Linked DNA regions of Homo sapiens: all the other regions are linked to region 2. A link is a loop called in an ENCODE intact Hi-C map of the cell type or tissue named here. Cell type or tissue: ascending aorta. All regions are shown on one strand. Region 1 has its middle 50 kb from the start of CDR2-DT. Region 2 holds the start of CDR2 (cerebellar degeneration related protein 2). Region 3 holds the start of TRL-TAG3-1 (tRNA-Leu (anticodon TAG) 3-1). Region 4 overlaps POLR3E (RNA polymerase III subunit E).

Region 1 (5,000 bases), 49 kb before region 2:
CTGTAATCCCAGCTACTGGGGAGGCTGAGGCAGAAGAATTGCTTGAACCTGGGAGGCGGAAGTTGTGAGTCGAGATCACGCCACTGCACTCCAGCCTGGGCAACAAAGTGAGACTTAGTTTCAAAAAAAATAAAATAAAATAAAATAAAATAAGTGACTAAATTGGCCAGGTGCAGTAGCTCATGCCTGTAATCCCAGTGCTTTGGGAGGCAGAGGCAGGTGGATCACCTGAGGTCAGGAGTTCCAGACCAGCCTGGCCAACATGGTGAAACCCCGTCTCTACTAAAAATAGAAAAATTAGCCAAGTGTGGTGGTGCGTGCCTGTAGTCCCAGCTACTCAGGAGGCTGAGGCAGGAGAATTGCTTGAACCCAGGAGGCGGAGGTTGCAGTGAGCTGAGATTGCACCACTGCCCTCCAGCCTGGGTGACAGAGCAAGAAGACATTGTCTCAAAAACAAACAAACAATCAAACAAACAAACAAAAAACAGTGACTAAACTGAGAGCAAAGAAATGGAAGGGAGGGAGCAGGAGGATCATCAGTTTCCATCCTTTTACTGTGTGCTCAAATGTAATTTGGCTGCAGGTGAGGTCTGTGCAGACCCTGGGTGAGGGGCGAGTTGGCTATGGCCTGTTTAACTCCACCTGTGCAGACTGCAGCTCAGCCTCGTCCATGCTTCGTGACTCAGCCTTGTCCTCAGGGAAGCTGGGGCTGGTGCAACTTTCAGAAGTGGTCCCAGGTAAGCCTGGCCCTCCTGAGTCCATGGGTGGGGAATGCTGGTACAGGCCTAGCAGCTGGCTTTCCGGGGCTGGGTGGAGGTACAAGAGCGGTGATGTGTGGTGTTCGCCACTTTCCATGGTGCAATTACCCCTGCATGGCCGAGTTCAAGTTTTGAAGGTGCAGTCACCAATAGTGGAGTTGGGAAGAGATTTGCACAGTCAGCTCCAGAGCCAGCATGCACCATCTCCCACCCGTCACTGCCCCCTGCCTTCCTCCCTCTTGTCCCTGCAGCCTGGGATCTCACTGCTGCTCTCCAAGTGAGGAATTCCAGTAAGGCTTCTTAAGACTTCTTTTTGGTTTACCTGGCAGAACCCCACCTCAAACTGGCTTAAGCAAAGAAGAGGGAGATTTGCCAGCTCCGATCCTAAAGAGTCAGGGCTGCAACCGGGTGCAGGGGTTGTCGACTGCCAGGGCTCTGAGTGCTCCCCCAGGCTCTGCTTTCCCCAGGGGACACTCATGGGGGTTCCCTGATGGGGCAATGGTGGCCACCCGAGGCTGTGGCTTGGCCTCCAGTGGAGCGACGTCACCTCTTTCCCGGCAGTTCCAGCCACCATCCCAGGGCTGATTCTCAGGGGCCCGGCTTTGGCTGCTCATCTGGCCAGCCCGAGGGTGACCCCGCCTGGAGCAAGGTGTGCTTGGAGAGTGGGAGGCAGCACTCCCGCAGGACAGCCGAGGACGCTGTTCCCAGAGTGAGGATGGGGCGCCCTCCTCACTGGACGTGCGTCCTGGCCATGGACCCCGAGCTGACCTCGGCCCCTCCCTGACTCGGTTGCTCTCAGGTCCAAGGCCACTGCTGCTGTCTCTGTCTCCCAGTGTCAGCCTCTGACCTTGTCCCAACCCCACTTTTGGCTTCCCCACCGGCTTCACATCTGCTCAAAGGATCTAGGCCCTCCCTGCCACAGACCGAAAGAAGGATCCGGTGTCTCTCCCGGGCCATGGAAATGAGCTGGGTCATCCCTCCCTTGGCTCCCATCCACGTGGGCCAATCTGGTTTCACTTTATTTGTCATTTTCTCCAAAACCCAGTTTCCTTTTTATTTCTCTCCTACTCAGCTTCACTTGCTCCCGGTCCCCTCCCCGTCTCTGCAGCTGATTTTTCCAGGTTCTCGGTCCTCTCCTTCACAGATTTTCTGTCCTCTTTGTTCACCCAGATTGGGAATCTGGAGCTGCTGGGGATGGAGGGAATGAGAACCTCAGATGAAGGACAGGTAGGGCTAGAGAAAGGTTTTCAGAGAGAAACAGAGAATGAGATGAAAACACAGCAAACCCTGGATGGAAGGAGGGGCAGTGCCCATAAGACGAAGGGAAGGGAGCGGACAAGGTGCAGAGAACTGCACACAGACAGGCTCCCGAGGCCTGGGCCACACCGTGGCAGGGCCAGAAACAAAGCGAAACAAACAGAGAGGCCAAGGAAATTTCCGTTGGTGGGGACACTGCCAGCAGTTTTCCTAGGAGCTGGGGGTGCCAGCACTTGGAGCAAGCACGGGCCAAGGACGATGAGTAACAGAGGTGGCAGCAAGGGCTCTTTCCAGGGAGTGTGTATGGCCTTGAAGGCCAAGGAAGAAAGGCTGGGGGAGCAAAGCGGTGGGGAGGAGGGAAGGGGGAGAGGAGAGGTGCCAGTCACAAAGGAAAACAGCAGCCAGATCCACGCGCTGCCACACTGTGCCTGTCCCACCTCGAGTACCCCCGCAGATAGCTCAGCTCATTCCCTAAAGGTGCGGGAGGGCCCAGCTCATTGGGCAGGGCTGTATGAAGCGCTTGGCACCATTCCGGGAGAATTAAGCATTTAGTAAACAATAGCTTCCTTCAAAATAAATCCAAACGAGGCCTGAGAGCCCGGAGTTGGGGGGTGCCTGCCAGGCTGTCCGCATGAGAGGAGGAGGTTCTAGGGACGTCTTGGCTCCTCTAGTGGGGCACAAATCGGCAGCTTCAAGATGAGAGACGGGAAGAGTGAATTCCTTGGAGGGGAATCTTGGCACTGTTGGGACTGGCACTGTGGCTGTGCAGTTCAAGGACGACCCCTGGACTGAGAGGAAAGGATGTGACCATCACGCTTATATCCCGGGAAAGTGATTTATCATTGCAAATTCATAAACTGGCAGTCTAGTTCCTAAAACGACTACATGTGTGTGCACGTGTGTGTGCATGTGTGTGTGTTCATGTGCGTGTGTGTGCATGTGTGTGTTCATGTGCATGTGTGCACATATGCACTGTGTATACATTGTGCATGTGTGTTCATGTGTGTGTGCCCGTGTGTGCATGTGTTCGTGTGTGTTCGTGTGCGGGTATGCGTGTGTGCACTGCATGAGCATGTGTGTATACGTATGTGCATGTGTGCTCATGTGCATTGTGCACATGTGTGTGCACGTGTGTTGTGTGTGCGTGTGTGAACACATGTGTGTTTCCATCTCCATTCTGTATGTAGCTCCTGTTTCTTCCCTCAGGCCTGGGTGTGAATATTTTTGGGGAAGTTAGGTAGAAGTCAGTGTCGCCTCGCTCTCTACAGATGTTTTCTCTGCTTTCTGGTCCTCAAGACTGAAAAATGAAAATGTACCAAACAGCTTTCAAAGTTTACCTGTTAGAGATTCAGCCACTGGGGAGCCACTGTTCCTGTTCTTGCTCACTTCAGATTCTAAATTCCCAGAGCAGTGACTCTGATTGGCCCAGCCCTGCACTAATTAGGAGCGGGACTGAGGAAGGGGCTCTGATTGGTCCAGCATGGTTTGAGTGCCCATCCCTGTCCAATCAATTGTGACCAGGGGTGGGATCATGTTAGACAAAATGTCAGGCGGTGGAGTCACTGTTGTTATCATTTGGATCCAAAAGCCCATTTCTTTTTTCTTTTCTTTTCTTTTCTTTTTTTTTTGAAACAGAGTCTTGCTCTGTCGCCCAGGCTGGAGTGCAGTGGCGCGATCTTGGCTCATTGCAAGCTCCGCCTTCCGGGTTCACACCATTCTCCTGCCTCAGCCTCCGGAGTAGCTGGGACTACAGGCGCCTGCCACCATGCACGGCTAATTTTTTTTTTGTATTTTTAGTAAAGACAGGGTTTCACCATGTTAGCCAGGATGGTCTCAATCTCCTGACCTTGTGATCCTCCCACCTTGGCCTCCCAAAGTGCTGGGATTACAGGCGTGAGCCACCGTGCCCAGCCCAAAAGCCCATTTCTAATCGTCCACCTTCCCAGATGCTTCCCAGGTGCACCGTGACCCCTGTGTGCTGTGTGGTCTTTTGTAGGGAGAAAGGATCAATCAAGAAAGGGAAACCCCTGCTCCCATGGAGCTTGCCTTCTGGTGGAATAAGAAAATTAGTAAACATTAATTAATAAATAGGTACTTCTCTATGCAAGTTTACAGAAAAATAAACAAATATGTACATAAGAAAGAAGATGGTTTTGGATAGCGATAAGTGCTGGATGAAAATGAAACCAGGTGATAAGCCAGCGATGACTCCACTGAGGGAGGTTGTGAGCGTTACACAACATGGTCAGAAAAGACCCCGTTGGACCCAAGTCCCAGCTGGTAAGAAAGTGCCAGCTTCATGACGGTGGGGAGAAGCATTCCAGTATCACCGTTTTAAAATATGAGCATCCTAAATATTACACAAACCATACTTACGCTAAATATTTGGGATCTACACTAAAAATGTAGTGTAGTGTAAAAATGGGGTTTCACCATGTGGGCCAGGCTGGTCTCGAGCTCCCAACCTCAAGCTATCCACCCACCTCAGCCTCCCAAAGTGCTGGGATTATAGGCGTGAGCCACTGCACCCAGCCAATCTGATGGGTTTTTTTTTTTTTTGAGACGGAGTCTTGCTCTGTCACCCAGGCTGGAGTGCAGTGGCGCGATCTCCGCTCACTGCAAGCTCCACCTCCCGGGTTCACGCCATTCTCCTGCCACAGGCTCCTGAGTAACCCCTTTTGCTTGGTTCTCATTCTCTCTCTTGGCTGCCACCATGCAAGACCTGCCTTTCGCCTTCTGCCATGATTGGGAGGCCTCCCCAGCCACATGGAACTGTGAGTCCATTCAACTTCTTTTTCTTTGTAAATTACCCAGTCTCGGGTATGGCTTTATCAGCAGCATGAAAACAGACAAATATACTGTTGTTTCTTATTAAATGTTATTGGCTTATTTTGAAAACAAAAGCTTACCAAATACATGTGATTATGGGAAGGGGCCAGAAAGTTACACTGCAAGTAAAAATATCAGTAACTATGTTTACTGGGT
Region 2 (5,000 bases):
CAAGCGTGAGACTCTCTCAAAAAAAAAAAAAAAAAAAATGCCCCTGCATGATTCTAGCCCTTTAGCTTCCACAAATCACCATTGCCAATTATTCCTAAATCCAACTTGCTATCTTTCCAAAGGGTTCTATCTTTAGTGATTAAGATAGTTTGTTTGAAGTGATCTTATTTCAACTCTGAATATCTCGATGGACAACTAGGGCAGTAGAAGAGGCTTTACAGGACCTCACTTTCTTTTCTTTCTTTCTTTTTTTTTTTTTTTTTTTGAGACAGAGTCTCACTCTATTGCCCAGGCTGGAGTACAGTGTCACGGTCTCGGATCACTGCAACCTCTGCCTCCAAGGTTCAAAGGATTCTTGTGTCTTGGCCTCCCATGTAGCTGGGATTACAGGCTTGCACCACCACTCCCGGCTAATTTTTGTATTTTTAGTAGAGATGGGCCACCTTATTGGCCAGGCTGGTCTTGAACTCCCAACCTCAGGTGATCTGCCTGCCTCAGCCTCCCAAAGAGCTGGGATTACGGCATGAGCCACTGTACACAGCCTTTTTTTTTTTTTTTTTTTTTTTTTTTTTTGAGACAGGGTCTTGCTCTGCTGTCACCTATCATAGCTCATCGTAACCTCAAACTCCTGGACTCAAGCAATTCTCTCACCTCAGCCCCCCAAGTAGCTGGGACTACAGGTGTGCCAGTAACATTTTGCCTTTTTGAAGAAAGGGATTTGTGAGTTTACCATTCCTCTTTTATTATTATTATTACTTTCTAACAGTGTTATTCCTTCTACATTTTTTGCTTGGCATCCTACTGTAAGAAAGTTTTCTTTTCTCTCCCATTTATTTATGTCAGTATGGACTCATGGATTCTTTCCTTTTTATTCAATGGGTTATAATCCATTACTATGATTATTTATTGTGATGCTCATAATTGGTCCTCAAGGGTACCTGCACTTCTACAGTATAGGTCACAAGAACACAGCCTTACATTTAAAATGAGCACAAAATACTTGCTTTCAGGGTCTCTCTGATTCAGATAGCTCTGTGAGCAAGGCAAACAATCATCTTTCCTGTAAACTGTTTGCTAAAAGGCTTCTCTGCTGGTACTGAGTATGGCGAGAACTCTAGGTTTTCTCACTCTAGGTCCCTTGTGCTTTCCACTCTATTCAGCAGTCTCCTTTAAGGACTGAAGGGTAAAACTTCAGGTAACAACTCCACAGTGGGAGGTCTTGTCCTTGGCAAGACTTCTCCAGAGTAGCCTACAGCCTATGTGTAAGGTAACCCTGGAGTCAAGTGCTGTTTGATACAGCATCAGCGTGAGGTTAGGTTATGCTGGTTTGAGCAAAGATGGGAGGCAGAGAGACACCCTGAATTTTATTACCCACAAGAATTATTCAGGATGAGTTTTTCCCCCCTTCCAAATTACCCAAGTCTTTTTTTATACAGAAAGACAAAAAAAGTAGCTTGAGTCTATAATTCCTTCCCTACAATTTCCCTTATTTTTAATGTGCAAGTAACTAAAAAAGCAAGATCACAGAAGGGTTTATAACAAAAAGCCAAAGTCCCCAGCCTCAAATCACTCCTCCTCTTAGGAAAACTTTTTTTTTTTGTTTGGTTTTTGAGACGCAGTTTTTGCCCAGGCTGGAGTGCAATGGCGCAATCTCGGCTCACTGCAACTTCCACCTCCCGGGTTTCAAGCAATTCTCCTGCCTCAGCCTTCCAAGTAGTTGGGATTACAGGCATGCGCCACCACGCCCAGCTAATTTTGTATTTTTAGTAGAGATGGGGTTTCTCCATGTTGGTCAGGCTGGCCTCGAACTCTCGACCTCAGGTGATCCGCCCGCCTCGGCCTCCCAAAATGCTGGGATTACAGGCGTGAGCCACCGTGTCCAGCCTCGGAAAACTCTTAATTGCTTCCCATTTTTAGTTCTGGCAGCTCTCTCCATATTTGTGGAAACTATTCATTGGATTATCAATGTAAGGTATTATCTGTCGACTCACTTCTAAAATAGATCAGGATTTAACACTCCTCTCCACCTCTTCCCTCTCTCTGAATTTCTAACAGTTTATTACCTCATGTTCTAGAGATAATCTTTCAATTGTATACTTAAACCTCGATTTTTTTTTGTTTCGTTGCTCAAAGTTAGTTAGATATTGGCCCTGTTGTCTTCCATCAGCTGCACCTTTACCTTTACGTCAAGGTTGAGAACATTGACCTTCAGGTCTGTCATCCTGCTTAAGAGTTTCCGTGCTTTGTCTGCAAGATGGTGCTTAAAGCTTTACCTAGGAGCAGTATTTGCTGGGTTATGTCGGTGGAGGACAGCGTGCTCTGCCTCGCTGGCTACTAAGTGCTGGAGCTGCAGCCTGTCCCCTCCAGGTGCAATGTCACGTCCCCAGATGCTTAACTTGTGGTCTAGGGGTACCTTTTAAAAATCGTTGCAACACTGCTTACAATTTTCGCCCTCCAAGTGGACAGCTTCGGGCATCCCTCACCGCCCCAGATTCTCAAGGGGGTCTGGTGCCCACCGTTTTATGTAGCGTGAGTTTAATTCCCAGGGCTCAGATGTCAAGGAGACAAGAGCTACCGCTCAGTGGGCGTTTTCTCAACCCAAACTCCCGATCGACCTCGAGTCTCCCCGCCGGACCCGGAGCAAATCTCAGAGTCAAGATGCGAGAAGGGGTGGCCGGGCGGCGGACCTCAGGCTTCCGGCACCCTTGCGCTTCCCGCCGGCACGAAGGACTCCCCTGGACAACCGCCCGCCTCTCAGAGGCCGGAGTCCTAGGCCCTCCGGCCTGCGTTGCCTGTCCACAGACGCGCCGGCCTCGGGACACCCACCACAGGGGTAAGACGCGCCTCTGCCAGCTCCCCAGCCCGAAACCCAGAACGCCCTCCTAGGAGCCTCACAGCGCAGATCAGGGGACGGGCTTTCGGCCGCACCCCTTCACTCTTTCCCCGCCTTCTTTGTTTATTCCGGACCCACCATTGGCTGCTTGCCCTCGATACCGGGCGAGCCGCCGGTCTTTGGAGAGAGGCGATTGGACGAAGTCCCTGCCGCTCGGCCAGCAGCCCGCTCGCGATTGGTTGAGGCGCCGCCGGGGGTTTGAATCGCATCCCCGGCCGGGGAGGGTTCTGCCAAAGTGCCACGTTGGGCCCGGCGGCGGCGTGAAGACTGGCGGCTGCGTGAGACTCCGGCTCCAGGCGTTCGCACCGTAATGCCCGGCCGTTGGGGCCGTCGGTAGGCGCGAGGCGAGTCGAGGCAGCCGGCCGGTCGGCGGCCGCCGGCGGGAACGGGGCTGAGGCGGCGCAGCGGAGTCTGGGCGGCGGCGCGTCCCGCCCGAGGGCGGCTCTGGCTGAGGGCGGAGGGGCCGGGGAAGAGCCCGGGGCAGCGGCTGAGGCGGGACGGCGGCGGGGGCCGCTGCCCCTAGAAGACCCAGCCGAGATGCTGGCGGAAAACCTGGTAGAGGAGTTTGAGATGAAGGAGGACGAGCCGTGGTACGACCACCAGGACCTCCAGCAAGGTGAGGGCGGGGGCGCCCCGCGGGCGGGCGGCGGCCTGGCCCGGGAGGCCCCCGCTGCGAAACTGTTAAAAAGTTGCTTTTTGTGGCGGCGGAGGATGCAGGTGCCGGGAAGGGCTCAGGCTCACCTGGCGGCTGGGCCGGCCGTGCCCGCGGATCCCGCCCGCAGGAAGCCTCGGCACGGGGCCCACGGCCTTGCTAATGCGCAGTTGAATATCAGCCCCGAGGCGCGTGGGGGCCAGGGACGAGCCAGGCACCGTTTTAAGCGCTTTCCGTGGATTAGCTAGTTTAATCCTCACTGCATTCCTCCGAGGCAGACCCGGGTGAGCCAGTGTGTCCCGCAGTAAGTGGCATAGCCCGAGAAGCCGCCCCGTCGCAGGCTGTCTAGCCCAGCGCCTTTCATGGCCAGCGTGGAGGGCCGGCTGCTGCAGGTGGTAGTTGTTTTGCGGCGTAGCGGGAGCTGTGCGCTCCGCACCGTAACTCCAGGAGACAGTAACTTTTTAAAAATTAATGTTTGAGGGTACATGGTAGGTGTATATATTTGTGGGGTACATGAGATGTTTGGATACAGGCACGCAGTGTGAAATAAGCACGTGATGGAGAACGGGGCGTCCATCCCAGCATTTATCCATTGAGGTACAAACAATCCAATTACACACTTTTGTTATCCCATTTTCCATATGAGGAAAGCGGAGATTAAAACGGTAAAGTGGCTTGCCTAAAGCTAAGTGTGGGAGGGAGTGTTTTTTGAACCCACACACTCAGAAGAAGAGTTGTAGTCACTGCTCAAACCCCATCTCTTCCTTACCATCCTAGTTTACAGTTTTTTTCAGTTGGGCGTTAAGCTGTTAGGCATAGTTCACCAGATGCCAATTGAAACGACAGAAGAAAGAGCGCATCTATCTCTGCCACTTTTCTTCAGTTTGCACGCCAGCTTTCACTTAGAAACAGGCCTGCCGATGGTGTCTCCAGAGAACAATCGTAGAGTAGCCCACTCTTTGGGGCCAGTGGGGCCCCTGTTTTTCTTATACTAATAGCAGGAGCTAGCAGTTGGGGAACACTTTTTATGTGCCTAACACTGATAGGCCCATAACACAGTTGCTCATTTAATTCTCCCAGTAACACAATAGAGGTAGTAATGTTGGGGAGTGCTAGGGTTCTCCTTAAGACTCCAGAGCAAACGTTCTTAACCGCTATACTGAGTACTGAACAATCCTCAGGAATTTTTCCAGGCATCTTCAGTTTCTGCAATTCTGTGTAAATGCTCTCAGCTCTAATCTTGCAATGAAAATTAACATCTCATTTAGTTGAATATTAAATGATCATGTTGCTTGTTCATGCTAACCACTGAACATGGCAGAAGAAAAGAATGTAGACCTGAATAACTCAGAAAAGGAAAATAAAATGAGCACCTCTTTTGGAGGAAGATAATTTCTTAAATTAACATGCAATCACTTTAACCAAAGTAATTCACCTTTATTACACTTACAGAGT
Region 3 (5,000 bases), 180 kb after region 2:
CTTCCTGGAGTTGACCTCCTAGCAGGGCCCAGTATCATCCTGGGAGAGACCCCCTACTTGAAACAGGGTGTTTGGAGAGATGTGTGTGGAATACCACCAAGTGGCCAGTGCCTGTATAAGAACCCTTGTGGTGGCTGGGCCACGGTGGCTCACTCCTGTAATCCCAGCACTTTGGGAGGCTGAGGCCGGTGGGTCACCTGAGGTCAAGGAGTTTGAGACCAGCCTGGCCAACATGGCAAAACCCCGTCTCTACTGAAAATACAAAAAAACAAAAACAATTAGCTGGGCTTGGTGACGGGTGCCTGTCATCCCAGCTACTCGGGAGGCTGAGGCATGAGAATTGCTTGAACCTGGGAGGCGGAGGTTGCAGTAAGCCAAGATCATGCCATTGCACTCCAGCCTGGGCGACAAGAACGAAACTCTGTCTTAAAACAAAACAAAACAAAACAGAAGAAAACAAAAACCAAAAAGAACCCTTGTGGTGGGAACCCTTGAGATACCAGGAGAGAACAAAGTCATCACCGTCACCCTTCTCATATGTGCCAGAGATTCATCTAAATGCTTGGCACATGTTTAGACACAAGATCTCTCTCTGTCACCCAGGCTAGAGTGCAGTGGTATGATCATAGCTCACTGTAGCCTCAAACTCCTGGCCTCAAGCAATCCTCCCACCTCAACCTCCCAAAGGGATGGGATTACTGGCGTGAGCCACCATACCTGGCCAAATTACCACATTTAATCTGTATTGACTTTATCCTCTGATATAACCGGAGCAGTGCCTGACACATTGTAGGTGCTCATGAAACATTTGCAGAATGAATGAGTTTAATCCTCACAGCAAATCCTGTGGGGTAGATACTATCATTATCACTCCATTACAGGGATGAGCAACTGAGGCCCAGAGAGAAGTGACTTTTCCAAGATCACACAGCTCATGGGAGTTTAGACTGTGTCATTCCCAAGCCCATGGGTTTACCCACTTGATTAGTTTCTTATTGCTGCTGTAACAAATTAACACAAATTTAGTGGCTTAAAGCAACACAGATTTATAGTGGTACTGTTCTGGAAGTCGGAAACGCTAACATCAAGGTGTCAGACACCTTGTGTTCCCTTTTTGGTGCCTCTAGGGGTGAATCAATTTCCTTACCTTTTCCAGCCTCTAGAGACTGCCGACATTCTGTAGCTTGTGGCTACATCACTGGGACCTCTGTTTTCACCCTCATACCTCCTTGAATTCCTGCCTCTTTCTTTTTCTTTTCTGAGATGGAATCTCGCTCTGTCGCTCAGGCTGGAGTGCGGTTGCGCGATCTCAGCTCACTGCAACCTCCGCCTCCTGGGTTCAGGTGCTTCTCCTGCCTCAGCCTCCCGAATAGCTGGGATTACAGGCACATGCCACCATGCCTGGCTAATTTTTTGTATTTTTAGTAGAGATGACATTTCACCACGTTGGCCAGGCTGGCCTCGAACTCCTGACCTCCAGCAATTTGCCCACCTCAACCTCCCAAAGTGCTGGGATTACAGGCATGAGCCATCGCGCCTGGCTACCTGTTTCTTTCTTATAAGGACTTTTGTGATTATATTGGGACCACCTGGATAATCCAGGCTCCTCTCCCCATCAGAAGATCCTTAATTTAATCACAACTGCAAAAGTCCCTTTTGCCACGGAAGGTAACATATTTACACGTTCAAGTGTGGGCATCTTTAGGGGTCATTATACAGACTGCCACTCCCACTTACCCAACTGTCTCTACAACCTTGGATTTTTGTTTGCCATTTTCCTTAAACGTGCAAGGAAATAGACAACCCTATGTGATTGTGAAATTAGGAAAATGCATACTGAAAAGATGGGAAACTCCTGAAAGAGAAGGAAGGGGGAATAGAACTTGGGGACATCAAAGGAGACTTGAATTTTATCTAGAGTGTTAATTTTAATTTTAATTTAAACAATTTCAGGCCAGGCGCGGTGGCTCACGTCTGTAATCCCAGCCCTTTGGGAGGCCGAGGCGGGCGGATCACCTGAGGTCAGGAGTTCGAGACCAGCCTGACCAATATGATGAAACCCCGTCTCTACTAAAAATGCAAAAATTAGCCGGGCGTTGGTGGCATGCGACTGTAATCCCAGCTACTTGGGAGGCTGAGACAGGAGAATCGCTTGAACCTGGAAGATGGAGGTTGCAGTGAGCCGAGATCGCGCCATTGCACTCCAGCCTGGGCAACAGGAGCGAAACTCAGTCTCAGGAAAAAAAAAAAAAAAAAAATTGAAGCGAATATGCAAAATGTTAGTAATAATTCGAGATGATAGGAAATGGAATTTTGCTAGGTTATACTCTATATTTATTGCTTTTTTTTTTTTTTTCTAAAAGCACTAAAATCCTCTGCACGTACGAACAAACGTCTTGGGAGGCTGTGGAATGCCGGCTGGCTGGGGCACCCGAGGCTAGTTACTTAGCATCTCTATTTTCCTCCTCTGTAAAATGGGTCGCACAGCTTATGAAAGCTTAATAGTTTTTGATATGTTAGGAGCCCACACATGCAAAGAATCTGCAACAACGTTCAATGGTTTTCCTCCCTGAACTCTTGATTCTTACATCGCGAGGGCAAGGGCTAGGACATGAGGCCACTCAGGGCTACAGAGGGGCCTTGAACTGGACAGAGCGTCTGCACCTTGGGGACCCAACATACAAACTGGGGCTCCACGCAAGATCCCGGCCCACCCGGGAGGAAGCGGCAGCACGGGAGCGCCCCTACGTGGCTGTAGGCAGGATCACGCCCAAGGAAAACTCAAAATCAAATCCAAACACACTTGTGAGGATTTAATATTAAAAATATTAATTTTTGATATGTAGGCACTCTTCATTTTAATAGTGCGTTCCTAGTGTGTTTACTGCTGCTGATCGCGAGAGCACTGTGACTCCAAGTCTCCGTGAGCAACGCAGGAGACAGCGGTTCTATATTGAGCATGCGCAAACTTTGAGGGCGGGGCGCCTCCGTCATCACACTAATATGCCGGCATAGGAAGCCCTACGATCGGGAGGTAGCGTGGCCGAGTGGTCTAAGGCGCTGGATTTAGGCTCCAGTCATTTCGATGGCGTGGGTTCGAATCCCACCGCTGCCACACCTCAGAAGGTCTCACTTTTCTATCCATAAACCATCTCTTTATGTAGTCCTTTGCCAACTTCTCTTCCTTTTTTCTCCTTTCTGATGTATTTCTTTTTTAAAGCTTTAGATTGCTTATAATGGATTTTTTTTAATGGAAGGGGGAAGGGAAGAGAAAAGGCAGAAACTGCAGTGCAGGCTCTTTCACTGTCTAGCCCAATACACAAACCTCTCTTTCACCTACCCATCCAGCTCCCTCAAAACAAAACAAAAAAACAAAACACATCTCCCCATTTCCAGGGGAAAGCATCTGAGCTAGCTTGAAAAGTTCCCAACAGCCTGTCTGGGTCTTCCTGGGGTTAGTTGGGGGTGGTTGTAATCATGACCTGAGTTAGGGACGGGGGTCCCTTTCTGGCCTGCTCCGTGTACTTTAGAGGGCTCCAGGGACCCCATAAACCTCTGTTGTCAGGTGACCCTGGAGTAGTAGGGGTCTGGCCCTATGTGGGGGTGCCAACCTTGAGGTCTCTGCTTCATTGATTCACCTCTTACTTGGTTTTCAGGCTTGATTTAGGGGCCTTCATTTATAAACAGTTGTTGAGCTGTTTATGAAGGGCCTACTATGTGCCAGAAACCGTGCTCGTCCTGAGGCTGTGGTGGTGTACAAGGCAGGCATGTTTTTGAACCCATCGACTTTGCAGACATTGTCATTTTAATTAATTACACCTGTGAGGAGTGTTAGGCAGTACAGCATGCTAACCTGGCCCCTGAGAAGCAAGGAAGTGACATTTAGCTGGGGCCTGAAATTGAGATTAGCCAAGTGAAGGCGTGGGAGGGGATTTCCAAGAGGGAACTCCTAAAGAGCCTGGTAAGGCTGAGACGCTGTGAAGGTAATTCAGGGCAGCTGCACAGAGAGTGGAGGTGGAGTATTGGCAATAGGTGAGGCGAAGAGACAGGCAAAGAGGGCCATGAATGCCGAGTTAAGGCTTTGAACTTGGTCCCTTCCCAAGGGCAATGGGAAACCATGGAAGGCTTTTGAGCTAGAGAGTGGCATGTTCCAATTTGGAATTTAGAAAGTTCACTGGTTGGGCACGGTGGCTCACACCTGTAATTCCAGCACTTTGGGAGGCTGAGGCGGGTGGGTCACCTGAGGTTAGGAGTTTGAGACCAGCCTGGCCAACACGGTGAAACCCCGTCTCTACCAAAAATACAAAATTTAGCTGGGCATGGTGGTACGCACCTGTAATCCCAGCTATTTGGGAGGCTGAGACAGGAGAATTGCTTGAACCTGGGAGGCGGAGGTTGCAGTGAGCCGAGATCGCACCACTGCACTCCAGTCTGGGCGATTGAGTGAAACTCCGTGTCAAAAAAAAGAGAAAGAAACAAAGAAACAAAGAAAGAAAAGAAAGTTCCCGCTGGCAGCAGGGACAGGAGGTCCCATTCAATGCCTATTGCAATTGTCTAGGAGAAAGGACAGTGGTTTGTACCACAATAGTGGCCGGGTGCGGGACAGAAGGAGTGAGTCAGGGAGACATTTTAGAGATAGATTTGACAGAATCCACAGATGAGCATGTCGAGAAGAAGAGGATCACGTCAAAAGTGACGCCCAGGATTTGGGCTTGGGTCATTGGATGGCTGGTGGTGCCTCTCCTCTCCTGGGAGGGAACACAAGATAGATGGAAAGCAGGTTTGTGGGAGATGATGACTTCAGTTTGATTTTCATTGAGCTGGAGATTCTTGTGGGATATGGGGTTGAGTAGGAGGTTGGACATAGATTTCTGGAGGTCAAGAGAGCACTCCAAGGAAATGATACAGATTTGGGAGGTATTAGAGACTGAGGCCATGGGAAGGGATGAACTCATCCAGAAAGATCCCACAGAGGGAGAAGAGGGGCCAAGACAGAGACC
Region 4 (5,000 bases), 54 kb after region 2:
TGGAGACCGCCAGCGCCTTGTGGGGAAGTGGCCCCAGGGGTGTCAGGGAGTCCAATTACCCTTGACAGCTAGACATCTGTCTAGCATCAAGATTTTTTTTACATCAAAATTTCAATTTATAAAATCTGACAACCAAGGCAATATTTCTAAACCACCACTCAGGCCGAATGAAACGTGCTTCTTGACCCACCCCCCGACTGCGCTAGAGGAACTGGAAGGTTCTTTCCAGCCCGAGACTCCAGGCTTCTGAGAGGAAGGAGGAGAAAGGCAGAGGCCAGGGCCTCCTCACACACCCGCCTCCACCTGGAGCCTCTGCCGGGCCCCGGTCTTCAGAAGCCCTGCACCGCTGCCCCCCTCTTCCCACGCCCCCACCGTGAGTCCAGAGAACCCAAGGTACTTACAACGAAGTCTCGGCCCCTGCAGAGCACCTCAGCAGGCACGCCGCTGTGAGGGCTGGACGAGTCCTTGGGGTATAGGATGTCACTGCCAATGCAGGTGAGGATGGCAGGTCAGTCCCTGCCCTGAGCCCCCTCTACCGCTACCCCTCCCGGCCAAGCCCCAGTCCATGCTTCTTTCCACCGTGGGCTGGGTACAGGCCTGAGCCCCAAGACCTCCCCTTAGGAGCCACATCTGTGAACACAGACATGGGAAAGAAGCACCCCTCTACCCCACACATCCCCCCAGTTCTTCCTCTTATTACCCCTCAACCCGCCATGCACACCAGCCTCATCCTAAGACCCCTGCACATTCAGGGAGAGGTCACGGGCTCAGAGACAGACAAGGTGAGGAACAGCCCGGGACCTCAAGGAGCCCAGGACTCTGGAAGACAACTGGTCCCTGCACGTGACACCAAGAGAACCAGGGATGAAGCCATCTGCAAGCCCTTGGCCACCTGCTGAAAGGGGCAGGTGGGCATGAACCGAGGTCAGAGGCAGGGGAGGCATGTTAGCCCTCGGAGAGAACAGGCTCAGCACTCAAGGTTCAGGGAACTTCAGAGGAAAGGCCGGGGCCTTGGACAGCAGGGCACGAGAATCTCCAGAGTGTAGCCCTGACCCAGCTCCAGCCACAGGCCCTGCAACCCCGGCTCAGCCCCTGCTGCGGCACCTGTGCTCTGACTGTCCCTCCCTCTGCTGCCAAGCCCTCCTCCTCCCCCTGCTCAGGTCCACCTGGCAACCAACTGTCACTCATCCTGCAAGGCCACGCTCTGTGGGGACACGGACTCTGCCGATGTGGCTCATCGCTGCCACCACAGCGAAGGTACCTATTAAGTGTGTGCTGACCAAACAAACCTGGTCCATGCCATGATCTCTGCATTCAGGGAGCTCAAATGTAACAGCCGCCATCCCCAGGGGCAGTGTCTGAATGAGAGCCCGGTCCATGGCACAGAACGAGCAGTCTAGCCATAGTGACTGAATGGAGGCATGGATTTTGCATTGTCTCCTCACAGGCACACACAGGACCCTCACCCAGGGGCCCCTGACATGGCAGCATGGGCAGCAGCAGAGTAGGGCTTACAGAAGTGCCGGGGCAGGTGAAATGCCCACAGTCCCCAAGTCCCTACCTTCCAGTCCCCAGGACAGGGCGAAACTAAAAGGGGCAGCACCTCCAGGGGACACATGCAGTGCTGGGTGCAGAGCCCAGGGCTGAGCCATGAGGCTTAGGTTTTAACAGGGCTCTGCGGCTGCCTTGCTGCAAGACTTTTGGCAAGTCCCATGCCTCTCTGGGCCAGTGTCCTCAGGTGTGTGACGGGAGGACCCCTCTTGGCTTTCATTCACTTATGGTGTAAATATACACACGTGGTCCTATGTAATACGCGATGCGCCATTGCAAAAGCCTTCCATGATGAAAACGTGTAACAAAGGACAACAGCCGCAAGGTGCTGACAAACTGCGCTGGGCACCTGTGGAGCAGTGCAAGGGCGCCACCAGGTGGCAGTAACACGAATATACTCTACAACTATGAGGAGCTTTCAAGGCATTGTATTTTCTTAAAATGTTCAACATTTCACATTTTGTCACATTGCTCACCTTAAACTACATTACTTAAAAAGTGAGTTATTAATGCAATTAATGCTACATCATTCAGAATCAATATAATTCAAGTAAAACGTAGCCACATTATTTACCAAGGGTCTGCACTGGTAATATCCAGGCATTATTCCGGGTACTGGGAACATAAAGCAGGAGTCAAAACAGACATCCCTAATCCCTTGAAACTGATGGTCTCGTGGAGGCAGCACATGGTCTAGGGGAGGATTCGCCGAAGAGAAACCACTGAAAGGCATCAAGCCCCACGCTCAAGACCTGTGATCCCCAGCAGAGTATGTAAAAAATTCACACTTAAAGACACATCTAAACGAACCCGTAGAAAACCAAAAACAGAGAAACTCCTAAAAGCAGCCAGAGGAAAACAAAGGCAGGCTGCCTTCAAAGGAATAAGAACAAAACTGCCAACAGAAACAATGAAGTCGGAACACAACAAAATCATATCAACGCGTGGAAAGGAAAATAACCACCAATCTAGAATTCTAGAACAAAGGTGAAATAGACATTTCCAGACACACAAAAACCAAGGAAATGCATCACCAACAGACCCACATTAAAGGAAATACTATAGCATTCTTTAGGCAGAACGAAATGATCCCAGATAGAAACTTAGAGATGCAGAAAGAAATGATGACTAAATTATAAACATGCGAGTAAAGAATATTGATTGACTGGATACAGTAATGTCTTATGGGGCTGAAAACATACAGAGAATTAAAATACACCAGGCCGGGCACGGTAGCTCACGCCTGTAATCCCAGCACTTTGGGAGGCCGAGATGGGTGCATCACCTGAGGTCAGGAGTTCAAGACCAGCTGGCCAACACAGCAAAACCCTGCCTCTTCTAAAAATACAAAAATTAGCCGGGCGTGGTGGCAAGCGCCTATAATCCCAGTTACTTGGGAGGCTGAGGCAGGAGAATCGCTTAAACCCGGGAGACAGAGGTTGCAGTGAGCTGAGACTGTGCCACTGCACCCCAGCCTGGGCAAGAGAGAGAGACTATCTCAAAAAAAAAATAAAAATACACCAATCCTGTGCTCTCTTCGGCAGTACATATACTAAAATTGGAACACTAGAGAAGATTGGCAAATTAAAAAGGTAAAAAAATATATATATACCAATCTAGCAGTGTGTAAGTATGAGGATAGATATAAAATATTCTAAGATCTCTGAATAGATTGGAATGGGGTAAAAAGCAGCAATTAACATTAAAATGTGTTAAGTCATGAATGTAAGCTGAAAACTGTAGGGTAATCAATATATGAGCCCAAACAGTGTAACTTCCAAGTTAGCAGGAAAAAATAGAAACAGAAATGAATCCAGCAGATGGTAAGAATGATATAAAAATCCAATGTAGGCAGGACAAAGGGTACTACAGGGTGACTATAATTAAGAACAATTTATTGTATAATTTTAAATAGCTAGAAAAGTGAAGTTTGAATGTGCCCAACACAAAAATGAGAAATGTTTGAGGGGATAGATATGTTAATTGCCCTGATTTGATCATTACATTGTATACATGTATTTAGATTTCACACTGCCCCCATAAATATGTACATTATGTGTCAATTTAAAAAATGTTTAAATGCGGCCAGGCACAGTGGCTCACACCTGTAATCCCAGCACTTTGGGAAGCCGAGGCGGGCAGATCACGAGGTCAGGAGATGGAGACCATCTTGGCTAACACAGTGAAACCCCATCTCTACTAAAAATACAAAAAATTAGCTGGGCGTGGTGGCGGGTGCCTTGTAGTCCCAGCTACTCGGGAGGCTGAGGCAGGAGAATGGCGTGAACCCGGCAGGCAGAGCTTGCAGTGAGCCGAGATCGCACCACTGCACTCCAGCCTGTGGGACAGAGCGAGACTCTGTCTCAAAAAAAAAAACAAAAAAACAAAAAACAGTTTAAATGCAATGTAGGCAGGACAAATAGAAAGCACTGTAGATTTAAACCCAAAGCACTAGTAACTGCATTAAATTTAAAAGGACCAAATGCTCCCATTAAGAGAATACAGCGTAGGCCGGGCCCGGTGGCTCACGCCTATAATCCTAACACATTGGGAGGTCGAGGTGGGTGGATCACTTGAGGTCAGGATTCGAGACCAGCCTGGCCAACATGGTGAAACCCGTGTCTACTAAAAACACAAAGATTAGCTGGGCATGGTGGCGGGCACCTATAATCCCAGCTACTCAGGAGGCTGAGGCAGGAGAGTTGCTTGGACCTGGGAGGGAGAAGTTACAGTGAGCCGAGATTGCGCCACTACACACCAGCCTGGGCAACAAGAGTGAAGCTCTGCCTCAAGGAAAAAAATAAATAAAAATAAAAAATAAAAAAAGCAACTTACCTCTTCACCACCCAGTTCCCTTGGACCAACATCGCCACCTTCTGGATGCCCCGCAGAACAGCCACGGAATCGATGGAGGGGCCCAGGAGGCTCATCAAGTTGGCAAAAGGCATGACCTTCACTGAGGAGGACGCAGGAGACATCAGACAAGGAAGAGGGGCCGGGCCCTTCCCTCCCCTCCACCGAGAGTCCGCATAGCTTCAAGTTCATGTAATAACCCCAGAATGTGATAACTAACAGTAATGACACCCATCATAGCCAACAGCTGACACTCTCAGGCTGCTCACTACATGCCAGGCACTGGGCACCTCATGAAATCTGAGGATTATATGAAGTGCCCCTTAAGGAAGACTTGAGGGGTGCCTCAGGAGGAAGGGTCTATTACTACTCAGACCTGGAAAGGCTTCAAAGCTCACCCATGATCTCTTGGCTAGGAAGTAGCAGAGCCAGGAAGTGAACCCAAGCCACTTGGCTCCACTTGGTACCCTCAATCACTGTGCTCTGCTCCCGCCCAAGTGAGCCCTGGGCAGGGCCCAGGGAAAGTCCAAAATTTGGCTGGGCGCTTTGGCTCACACCTGTAATCACAGCACTTTGGGAGGCCGAGGGAGGCAGAT

Evidence for each region. Hi-C counts contacts between places; a loop is a spot of excess contacts. Peaks named below come from ENCODE experiments on the same cell type or tissue, not always from the same donor. Only the 100,000 strongest peaks of a DNase experiment are listed, where the experiment ranks them.
Region 1: a loop joins it to region 2, with 6 times the contacts of the local background. A loop is called at or near these places in 19 of 110 quality-filtered maps.
Region 3: a loop joins it to region 2, with 6 times the contacts of the local background. A loop is called at or near these places in 30 of 110 quality-filtered maps.
Region 4: it touches region 2 in a loop (2.6-fold over the local background); 26 of 110 quality-filtered maps call a loop at or near these places.

Annotation. Positions count from the first base shown.
Region 1 is chr16:22,421,950-22,426,949 of GRCh38, reverse strand. It overlaps the pseudogene RRN3P3. Among named protein-coding and RNA genes, the nearest start is that of CDR2-DT, 50 kb to the right of the region's middle. In ascending aorta, no CTCF peak of the experiment used is centred here; DNase peaks (open chromatin) are centred at 1,368, 1,729 and 2,229; H3K4me3 peaks cover 1,361 bases; H3K27ac peaks cover 2,019 bases.
Region 2 is chr16:22,372,740-22,377,739 of GRCh38, reverse strand. It overlaps CDR2 (cerebellar degeneration related protein 2), which reads left to right and starts at 3,121. Exons shown (of 5, transcript NM_001802.2): 1 at 3,121-3,509. The coding sequence starts at 3,431. CDR2-DT (CDR2 divergent transcript) reads right to left here and starts at 2,853. Exons shown (of 3, transcript NR_148970.1): 1 at 2,517-2,853; 2 at 2,180-2,413. RefSeq lists enhancers at 2,349-2,398, 2,739-2,818 and a silencer at 3,359-3,588. In ascending aorta, no CTCF peak of the experiment used is centred here; DNase peaks (open chromatin) are centred at 3,009 and 3,779; H3K4me3 peaks cover 2,862 bases; H3K27ac peaks cover 2,537 bases.
Region 3 is chr16:22,193,826-22,198,825 of GRCh38, reverse strand. It overlaps TRL-TAG3-1 (tRNA-Leu (anticodon TAG) 3-1), which reads left to right and starts at 3,034; the gene lies at 3,034-3,115. RefSeq lists a silencer at 2,569-2,648 and an enhancer at 3,399-3,528. In ascending aorta, a CTCF peak has its summit at 2,778; a DNase peak (open chromatin) is centred at 2,995; H3K4me3 peaks cover 862 bases; H3K27ac peaks cover 4,295 bases.
Region 4 is chr16:22,318,333-22,323,332 of GRCh38, reverse strand. It overlaps POLR3E (RNA polymerase III subunit E), which reads right to left. Exons shown (of 21, transcript NM_018119.4): 13 at 4,387-4,507; 14 at 402-483. Among named protein-coding and RNA genes, the nearest start is that of POLR3E, 23 kb to the right of the region's middle. RefSeq lists enhancers at 524-1,073, 1,074-1,621. In ascending aorta, CTCF peaks have their summits at 1,928 (motif pointing right) and 4,434 (motif pointing left); a DNase peak (open chromatin) is centred at 1,892.